Linked DNA regions of Mus musculus: region 2 is linked to region 1. The links are chromatin contacts, found by Hi-C or POLR2A ChIA-PET in ENCODE. All regions are on one chromosome and are shown on one strand. The core of a region is the stretch at or near the end of the contact, and the rest is flanking DNA. Distances in the headings are between cores, read along the strand shown. Region 1 holds the start of Akr1b3 (aldo-keto reductase family 1, member B3 (aldose reductase)). Region 2 holds the start of Bpgm (2,3-bisphosphoglycerate mutase).

Region 1 (5,305 bases), core at 1,508-4,007:
AGAGGAAGACTGAACCCTCAAGAATGACCCCTTCCCCAGCCTTAGGACACTGAAAGCCCATATCCTAGTTTAGCAGCAACACTAATAAAACTTGTTCTACTGTAATCAAGCAATAAAGCTGTCCTAATTTTAAGACATCTCCACTCCATAGAGATGTAGATTCAGGGCTGGCCCTGCAGAGGCAAGATTTGATGATCTTTGATCTTAAGGATGGAAAGGTTGACCAGTGTAGCCTGGTCAGGCAGGCAACCAGGAAACCAAACTCCTACTTCAATGACCACCGCACTTCTCCCAGACCACAGGATAGAGGACTGCCCGTGATGCTTGCTTTAACTCAGGAAGAGGCAGGAAGACCCTTGTGCAGTTTTCTTCTAAGAAGAGATGCAAAAATTGGACTTGAAAAAGCAAACAATGAAAACCTGTCACAGCTTAAGAATGCCATGTGACCCTGTGAAAGGGATATAGGGCACGTGCACATAGATAGTTTTATCTGAGATATCAAAATCTGATTGGGGTACAATTAGGCCAAAAAAAAATTTCACCTCAAAAGACTCATGGTCTTGAGGCACAGAGGGCGTTAACTGGAAAAAGTCCGAGAACACAGCTGTCCCTCCCTCCATCCCTAGCAACAGTCCGAGCCTATGTGTAGAAGAGGCAATGGCCAGGTCCTCTGAAGATTTTCAACCAGGTCAAAACACTATCAGTAAAAGGACCTGATCTCTATCCGGTCAGCTCTGCCTCAAAGGCCTCCTGACCATACAACACTTAAAACAGTATTTTAATACAATACTTACTGTATATTTAGCGTGCATTTAGGATCCCGAGGGCAGGCAAGCTAGCCAGGAAGAAACTCGATGCAAGGAAAAGTGCCTCCTAACTGCCTGAAATCCTCACCTTCCAGGAGAAACGGACTCCCTCAAGCGAAGAGTGGATCATACAGACTGTCAGAGTCCTGTTGTGATTTGTGGGGTACCACATAGACACAGATGTGGTTCCATGAGAACAAGAAACCGCATCCACACACCCTCTGTGACCATCACAGTGACTATACTATACTGTGTCATCACATATGCAAGGAAGGGAAATCTGGAAGTCTGGACTGTCCTCATGTCCATTGCTACCCTTTGTCCCTCCACACTCTCTACCCCAACCTCCCCGGGCCCCGAGACACAGGCGGACATTTTCTTCACCTCCACCTAACTCAACATGACTTTTGGATCCATTCTGAGATCCAGGCACAGTGGGAAGTAACAGAAATGTCTGAGAAGAAACCAAAACGATCTATACATACAAATGTATGTTATTTTAAACAAACACCCAGCTCTCTGAGGCTGTCACATGCGCTCTAGCCACTGGCTTATGAATGCTTACTCCTTATTTATCTCAGAACTGATCTCAAAATGCTGGCCCATGAGACGATTTTTCTAAAGCGATGAGCTTGGTTTTTGGAGAAATGGGACAGAATTAAAGTATCATCATCCTACCCATAATTTGGGTCATGTATTATAAAACTACTGTAGTTACATGTGCCTGTGTGTGCTGTGTCCAGTAGCTGTGTTTGCTATGGCAGGGAAACCGTCTTTCTTATCATTCCACCACACCGAATTCAACCTGGTATCACGGTTGTAATTCAATCATACCTTTGCAGTCACCAAGGACCCTCTGTAAGGAAACAAAAGCCGCACTTGCTAATCTACTGGCTTAGATACACGTTCTGAGAAAGACAAGTCTATGACCTGTTTCTTATTCTCCATTTGCATTACCCGTTGTTTTAACTGTAGTTTGGGTAGAAACAGACTCTGTCTGGTTTCAAACCATTTAAATTCAACCCTACCTGATTTTCTCTTACCTTCACTGTGTCTAAGTGCCCAGGTCCACCATACTCAAGGTTCTTAAAGATCGAGGTCACAGCATCGGTCTATAATATATAATACAACTACCCTGCAAGTAGCTTAAGAGCTAGGTTTTTCTGCTTCAGCAATAACACCAAAAATTGGTTCCTTAGTTGCCAAATAATCAAATCAGTTATAATTTTTGGTTTTTAAATATCGGTTCTTTCTTTTTGTATTTCACTATGATGTATCTGGCCCTCTTCTCAACTCTGCTGTGTTGTGTTGAGGTTTTGGGGATATCTCGCCTGAAGTCTTCTTATTAGTGGGTGGCACCCAGCAACGCGGAAGTCAGATTAATTCTCCAGGAGTTCCGCACCCATTAAGAACTGCACTCAGAGACTTAGAGGACAGAGAAACAAGCTGGTTCCTGGCAAGCTCTCGCCTGCTAATTTAATTATCTCAGGCCCATTGGCCCAAGTGGCTCATTCCCGAGAGGGCAACATCTGCGCCAAGTGAGGTCAATTCACTCGTGAGGCTGGGGCGCCACAGGTGCCAGATGACAAATCTAGGGCTCTGCTTCAATCCCTCTCACCCGGGTCACCGTGGGTGTGTCTCCACCTGGGGCGCCCACGCGGACTCGAGCGCTGCTCGCCCGAAGCCCCACACGCCGGGCCGCAGCCAGATACGCTCACAGGCCCCGCCACGCGAGCCCCGCTCCGCGCAGGCCGCTCAGGGTCACCCAGCGGGCGGCGGGTCGCACCCTGATGCATGCCTACCTTCCAGGTGCCCAGGCCCAGGGTGGGCATCTTGGTGCCGTTGTTGAGTTCCAGATGGCTGGCCATGATCGCTGCACGTTACAAACCCGGACCGGCAAATGTGCAGCGCTGGCTCGGGCGCGCACCTTTAAATAGCCCCAACGGCCTGTAGAAAGAACGCCTGCCATTGGTTGCACGGCTGAGAGACGGATCCTTCTGATTGGTCGATGCCGCGGTTCTGAAGGGGTCGGCGAGGATGCTTCTTTCCCTAGGTCCTAGCGGCACGGAATTCTCCAGCTGCTCTGCTTGCGCCCCACGTGGCAGTGTTTGCCCGCTGTTGTAGCACCAGACGGAAAGCTCTGAAAATAACCAGCAGACTAGAGATAAGGAGACTGGGGAGAAGTTTTGGTTTCGTTTTCGAGCCCAGAAGAAGACGTCTGTGTCTTTTCTAATCTCAGAATGACACTCTTCTGGAATCTTACACATCTTGCTTTGAATCTGATGGAGCAGATAGGCGTCAGGTGTATTTAAGAGCGTTCCCCCCCCCCCTTAGATTAAAAGTTAAATTTCAGGTGTACTTAAGCACTCCCATCCCCGCTATTAAAATGATTGCAACCGGTTTTGCAGAGAACTACGAAATACCCGTTTGTAGTACCTTTCTACCACTACCGGTGTCTGAACATGTTTAGTCTGGTTCAACAAGACTTGATGCAAAAATCCATAACCGTTAAGCTATGATCTCCCATAAGTTTCATCTCTGGATCACACATAAGTGATTTTGGAAAGTAAGACTCTTAAGCGGAAGGTTCCAGTATAATAAGTTGGCTAAACTCTGGAGGAAAAGTGAAAAGTCAGAGAACAAAAAAGTGAACAATCCCATAGTAGGAAAAGTCCATTCTCATACAGCAATGATTCCATGTTAGGGGGTACGAAATAAATCAGTTGTATTAGGTAGAAAAACAAAAGACTTTTCCTAAAATAATCTGAGTTGCCCCAAGAACTATGACGGCAATTTTGGCACTCGTCCAACACCCCTCTGAGTGATGGTCTGTTTCATTCCAGTCTCCTTCTGCTGGGTCATGCTCCAGTTGCCCCCTGATTACGCAACAGGGACAACTGCATCTGCAAGGTAATGAGTCAGGAACCCCACCTCTCTAAATCCCATTCTGGTGATTTTCCAGTCGGTGCCCTCTTAAAAAGTGGCACTTCTCCACTCCCACCCCAGGGAAAATTTATAAAGAACAGATATTTTCCACTTGAGTTTTATTAACAAAACCAATCCCCACAACTGGTGGCATGTGGAAATTCTGGTGTACTTTTTCTCTAATTAATAGTATTTGAATTTGAGTCTAGTTCTGGGGATTTGGTTTGTGTAAGATAACAGGTGACCTGACGCCCACCACTTGTCCTCTGTGAAATCCCTCTTGGCATAGAGACTTCTCTGCCTTTTGAACCTCCTGGGTCCAAACACAAAGAGCTGATTGATGTCTTGTGAAGTGATGCTCTTGCTCTGTGTGGCAGCTCACATCTCTTTACTTGACATTAAGAAAATAAAGGGGAAAGGACCGAGATGTTGTAGTCAACCTGGTTGCTAAACGAGATCCTTTCTCAAAAGATAAAAGAGGCCTTACCACCACCACCGAAGTGTGCGTCTTTACTGACAGGTGGCATCACAGAGGAGTCATCACCAGCTAGGGAAATGCACTACGTAGCAAAAGCTTTGTTATTGCAAAATAAACTAAGTATGTTTGACCCTCTAAAACACAGTATTTTGCCTGGGCCAGTCAAATGTAGAAAGGCACACCTGTGGAATTCTCCTATCAATCATGGCACTAAAGATGAGACACTGTTACAATAGTCTCCTGGTAACTCCTGTTGTTGCCTCCATAATCTTTATAAAATTTATTGGGCATGTATCATATCCTTCTTTAAAGAAGAATAAAGTAGGCTGGAGAGATAGCTCAGCGGTTAAGAGCACTGCCTGCTCTTCCAAAGGTCCTGAGTTCAAAATCCCAGCAACCACGTGGTGGCTTACAATTGTCCGTAATGAGATCTGATACCCTCTTCTGAGATGTCTAAAGACAGCTACAGTGTACTTACATATAAATAAATCTAAAAAGAAGAAGAAGAAGAAGAGGAAGAAGAAGAAGAAGAAGAAGAAGAAGAAGAAGAAGAAGAAGAAGAAGAAGATGATCCTAGCACTCAGGAGTCAGAGGTAGGCAGATCTCTGTGAGTTTGAGACCAGCCTGAGAGAGAGAGAGAGAGAGAGAGAGAGAGAGAGAGAGAGAGAGAGAGAGTTATTTCCAGGACACCCAGGGCTATTATACAGAGAAACCCTGTTTTAAAAATAAATAAATAAATAAAGAGTGTATTTGAAATGATGCTAAAACAAAAATAGACACAAAGTGTGTAAACAGCAGTTTACATACAATGTAAATGTTTGATGACAAGTTTAATAAGGAGTAAGAGGAGAAGACATACTACTTTTGAGAAAGGAAGAAAGCATAGCAAAAGAGGATACCGTTGGTCAGACTATTTCCTTTATAAACACATTTCTTTTTTTTTAATATTTATTTATTTATTTATTTATTTATTTATTTATTTATTTATTTATTATATGACGAGTACCCTGTAGCTGTCTTCAGACACCAGAAGAAGGCATCAGATCCCATTACAGATGGTTGTGAGCCACCATGTGGTTGCTGGGAATTGAACTCA
Region 2 (5,305 bases), core at 1,671-4,170, 160 kb after region 1:
CACTAGGTTAACTTGACTTTGAAAAAGAAAGGAGTTGGGGGAGACTACCAGCAGCAAACAGCCAGCTCATGATGATGTGCCCTGATACTAAGATAAACAGACAGTCCTGTACATGGGATATGGACTAACTCTGTAATTTACTGGAGAAAGACAATGGTTCTGCTAAACTAGATAAAGGTAGAACCATCTAAGTCAGTAGTAATGTTTTTATGCTTTGTGGACCAATTCAGCCCTGTTTGGAAAAGGCCATGGCCTCTGTACACATCGATGTGAAATTATTTTCACCAGTTAAGTATGCTACCATTAGATGTACTTTATTCAGGTTATTAATGGAACAATTCTCAAGGAACAACATGGGCGGATACTGACTTTTCAATATATGCAGACAATAAAGACAAAGACAATAAGGTTAAAATAATTTATTATTGTTTCATTTATTTGACTGAAAGTGGGATTACATCAAAATTTGAAGTAATGAGCCCAAAGAAACTTGTTTTCATAATATCTATATTGTATCAGAATGGAATTCCTCATTTAAAAAATTTAAATATTCATTCTTGTTATCTTTCCTTTTTTCTTTTCTTTTTGAGACAGGTGTCACTGTATAGTCCTAGCATTCCTGGAAATCCTTATGAAGACCAGGCTGGCCTTGAACTCACAGAAATCTTCCTTCCTCTGCCTCCTGAGTGCTGGGATTAAAGGCATGGATCACCGCGTCTGGCTTTCTTATTGTTTTTTAGTTATGTGTATAGATGTGTACATACAAGTGCAGGTGTTCATGGAGTCCAGGAGAGGGCGCTTGACCTCCTGGAGCTGGAGCTATAGACATTGTGAGACATCAAATGTGGGTGCTAGAAACTGAACTCAGATGCTCTGTTAGGGGTACCATAGTATCATAACTGTTGGGTCATCTCTTCAGCCTTAGAATTAAATTCCTCATAGCTGGAATACATTGCTTGTGGGAGGTGGAGGCAGTTGTAAGAAAAAAGGCTTTCCCCAGAACTATAAATTAGCAGCCTTGGGTTTTTGTTTCAATCCCCTATTGTTTGTGCAAGGAACCAGGTAGGGTTCTTTCTAAGGCCCAGTGAAGTAAGGCGTAGTCTAATGTTTTTGAAGGTCATCTTTGCCTCAAATGGATTTATGATAATCTTTGTGAGCACAGGTTCACTCTTTCAACGTTCTCAAGGCAAACAGCTCACAGACAGATCGGAACATGGGGTCCAGGATATGATATTGCGATCTAGATAAACATAAGAACAATCTTGCCATGCAACAGTGACTCCTGCCATTGCTAACTTCTGTGAATACCTGTGTCGTAAAGACCAGGCTTGCTCCCAACACTCGCTTTCACATCCCACCTAAGAGCATCATAGGTAAAGATGTTTTGTTTTTTTTTAAAATAACAATGTACACACTAGTGACCCTGGTGAATAGTTCTAAAAGACAAGTATTGTAAAGTTTTATATGCCAAGCTAGTGTTATTGAGTATTCCTAACAAGGTCAAAGTAAATCAAATGAGCAGGCATCCTAAGGTTCAGAGTACCCTCAAATGTCAAATGCTGTATGGCTGTTAGGATTGGTTTTGCATGGCTGCCGTTACCCTTCCTGAGGAGAAAGCTTTGATACTACAGGGCAGCGGAAATGTTTTCTGGTCCATCTGCCCTCATGAAGAAGAGGAAGAACAGGTTGGCAGGTGTGTACGATTGGGCAGATTCCTTCTCCAGCTGTTCTGACCTGAGAATCCACTGGCTAAGACAAGTAGCCACACCTGAGCCATCCAGGAGGTAGAGTTTAACTTTGCTAAGCCACCATCACTACAGCACTGGGTTCACACACCATCACTCCAGCCGACAGAACTCACTGTCCTTGAGAGACGCTCTCTCAGAAAGGGGTAGCTGCAACTATCATGAGCTAAAATGCATAAATGGGACATACAGCTTGCTACAAGCAGGCCATCATGACACCAGTTCATGGTGTGTCAAGATTTTCATCCTAAATAACTGATCTGAGCACCCATTAGCTGGTCACAAACTTATTGGACTTGTTTATAGAATTAACTAGGTGAGTTCAGAAGACACTAAGTGGAACAGCTTTCAGAAACCAAGAAGGGGAATTTTCCCGTCTGCTCAGGCACACATAACATTTCTTATCTTTCTCATTCACGTTTTGACACACGTTTCAGACCTTGTGTGGTAGTTCAAGCCTGCTTAGTAGCTTCCAGCTCTGGTACCAGACCCGAGTGACAAGCTGGCATTTTCATAGGTTTAATTTCAGAAACTGTAGTGTACCATTTTCTACTTTTCTAACCTCTTCGCCCTTCTTGTACTTTTAGGATATCCTATTATTCGCTTCTCTTCTCTTCATAATGTTAGGAGAAAGTAAGAATGAGCGACTATCTGTAAATAGGACACTTTAAAGGTTTTCATTTTAATCTCTGTTTTCGACGCACAGGCGTGCCAAACAAGCTTTCGTGAGGATCTACCGGGTTCAGCCTAGGTAGGACCTGAAATTTTCCGTTAACTAGAAGAAGTATCCCTTCATCTGCTGACCCGCTTTTCACAGCAGGTGTGTTTCAATTTCGAGAACTTCAAACAGGTCTCTGGACGGCAAAGCTAGCAGCCCACAAACATTGCCCCGGCGATGCTCAGGGGTTTGGGTCTCTACGACTAAAGCCCGCCTGCCTATGTCCGAAACTACCATCTTATTGGTCTATCCGTGCGTCTGTTTCCTCATTAAACCAATCATAGCTTCCCTTCTTACCCCAGGGACTTGAGAAACCGGAAAGAACCTCCGGCTGGTCGCTGGCCAGAGGGCGGGGCCGTGAATGAGTGACAACTCTGTCTTCCAATACCCAGCGCTATCGGTTCTGACCATTTTGGCTTCTAGGCTACAAAAGAGCGTTGATGCCGGCTGTAGCGATGAATCCTCACTGGCGTCTGCAGCACGGCGTTACCGAGGACCGGCTGCTACTGGTAGTTTCCTTGCAGGTGAGTGGCTTCGTTGTAATTGTTACAGTTGTGAGGATTTCTTTTCTTTCATGAGTGGCTTGCTGTTCTATCGTGAGAAGGCCGGTTGCTACCTTGCCCGGCTTTAGTATCTGGTGGGAACCTGATGCCCGCTTCAAGCGAGACCCTCCCGAGTACCCCAGCTCTCAGCTGGCCCTTTCTCAGCGAGCATCTCTCAGGAACAGTGAGTTCTGTCGGCTGGAGTGATGGTGTGTGAACCCAGAGCTGTAGTGATGGTGGCTTAGCAAAGTTAAACTCTACCTCCTGGATAGCTCAGGTGTGGCTACTTGTCTTAGCCAGTGGATTCACTGGAAGGAAGCAGGTGTAGGGCGAAGGCAGACCTTGATCCTAAAAGTGTAAGTTAAGGGGGGAAATATCATGGAAGGCAAAGAGGTTGTTGCATATTCAGGAGTCTCAGGAACCATATTCCGGGTTCAGGGGAACACTACCCCCTCCCCAGCACACACGCGTGCACGCCCGACCACCACTATCATGGCCAAAAAGTGTCATTTCTTTTTGTGCTAAGGGGTAGGAGCAAGTATTTCACTACAGTAAGTCAAAAGAAATGCAAAATTGTAATGAAGTTTATTATTAGACTTTGCAGGATGGAGCCCCCCCCCCCAAATTAGGAAGGGTTTATAGCCCGTGAATGGGGGAAATGGTTCTAGAATATTAACTAACAGAATTCCGACGCCTTCGGGAGGAAATAAAAAGTAAATGGTTACATTTCAGCAGCAGGTACAAACGTTTCTATAATAAAAGTCGTGTTAGTTTGTCTGTAAAACTGAATTTTCACATTTTTTTAAAAGAATTGTTTATTTTATGTATATAAGTACATTGTAGCTGTATTCAGACACACCAGAAGAGGACATCTGATCACTTTACAGATGGTTGTGAGCCACCATGTGGTTGCTGGGAATTTAACTCAGGACCTCTGGAAGAACCGGCAGTGTTCCTAACCTCTGAGCCATCTCTCCAGCCCAATTTTCACATTTTTTTCAAGACTGTTTTATGTGTATGATTTTTTTGCCTGAATGTATGTATGTGTACTCTGTGTACGCCTAGTGTCCATGGACCACCCCCCCCCCCCCGGAACTGGAGCAAATGTCTATGAGCCCCCCTGCAGGTGCTAGGAAGGGAACCCAGTTCCTCTGGAAGAGCAGCCAGTGCTCCTGACCACTGAGCCATCTCTCCAGCCCAGTTTCCACATCGTTTAAAAAGGCAGAAGTTACATTTCTAAGGCCCATGCCTTTATTAAAGGCTATGTAAAATTAAAGATAATTAGACAATTTTTCACTATCATGTCTACAAGGAAACTCTCACTGTATTGACCTCTGTATGAAGTCTATAGCAAATAAAAGTGTCCGGCTTCAAGGACATATTCTTTTGTGCCCATATTTAAACTGAACCAAACTAACCAGATCATTGTAAAAAAAATATTTTTTTAAAGGAGAGTATAGAAATCTAGTATAGCCCCCCAAAATTGTCATCTTTAATCTCATTACTCAGAGGCAACTGTTAAGTGTTTGGCTATTTTGTGTTAAGTTTCTCTTCCTCTTCACCTTTTATGGTTTGTGAGATTAATAGGGTTGTTTCACTTTATGAAGTGGTTGGTACATCTAACTTCATAATCCATGCATCTAACTCTGCATGCCTAGAGAACAGAGGGCAACATGCTTGCACTGGTGGCTTCTCGGATGTTCTTGGAATTGAAGCCAAGCGTGAGGCGGTGTTTGGAGAAAGAGAGCGAAGGGATTGACATCTGGGCATGGTGCCTTGCTCCTGTAATCCCAGGATTTAGGAGGTTGAGGCTGGAGGATTGCTGCAAGACCGTGGCCAGCCTGGGCCACATAGCCAGAGCCTGGATCCAAAGATATCAATAGCAAAACCCTTCCATTTAGAAAGACATGGCAATAAACTACTTTATAGAATGTGAATGTAACATCGACTTTACTAACGTGTTTGGACTGCACACTCTAATAGTATTTGGTGTGCTTCTAGGACTGCATAATTCATTCCGCCTTCCCCTTCTCGCACATTCGATTGCTGCTTGCTCTCTCCTGCTCAAGTCTCCTGTTTAACCTTTCCCTTCACGTTACTTTATTCCTCGATTTCATGTCTAGCCATACCATTAGCCCAGTAGAATCACTTTGACAGGCCTGTGGTCTGTACCAATCTGCATGAGTGAGCTAAATCCCAGTCCTTTCTACCTCTGTTTGCTAGAGTACCTCACCACAATTAATTTTATATTTCCTAAGGGAGTAATGCTTTTGTTATAACTTAGTGTTCAAAGAATTGAA

The links. Hi-C counts contacts between places; a loop is a spot of excess contacts on that map. ChIA-PET counts read pairs that join two places held with the same protein, here RNA polymerase II (POLR2A).
Region 2: a loop to region 1 is called in a map of T-helper 2 cell, with 2.1 times the contacts of the local background. The contact joins the promoter of Bpgm here to the promoter of Akr1b3 in region 1. A Hi-C loop is called at or near these places in 1 of 37 maps with a recorded cell type or tissue (T-helper 2 cell). POLR2A ChIA-PET finds 5 or more read pairs at or near these places in 1 of 5 experiments (Patski).

The regions. Positions count from the first base shown.
Region 1 is chr6:34,314,732-34,320,036 of GRCm38, forward strand. Akr1b3 (aldo-keto reductase family 1, member B3 (aldose reductase)) reads right to left here and starts at 2,758. Exons shown (of 10, transcript NM_009658.3): 1 at 2,609-2,758. The coding sequence starts at 2,674.
Region 2 is chr6:34,473,436-34,478,740 of GRCm38, forward strand. It overlaps Bpgm (2,3-bisphosphoglycerate mutase), which reads left to right and starts at 2,921. Exons shown (of 3, transcript NM_007563.5): 1 at 2,921-2,987.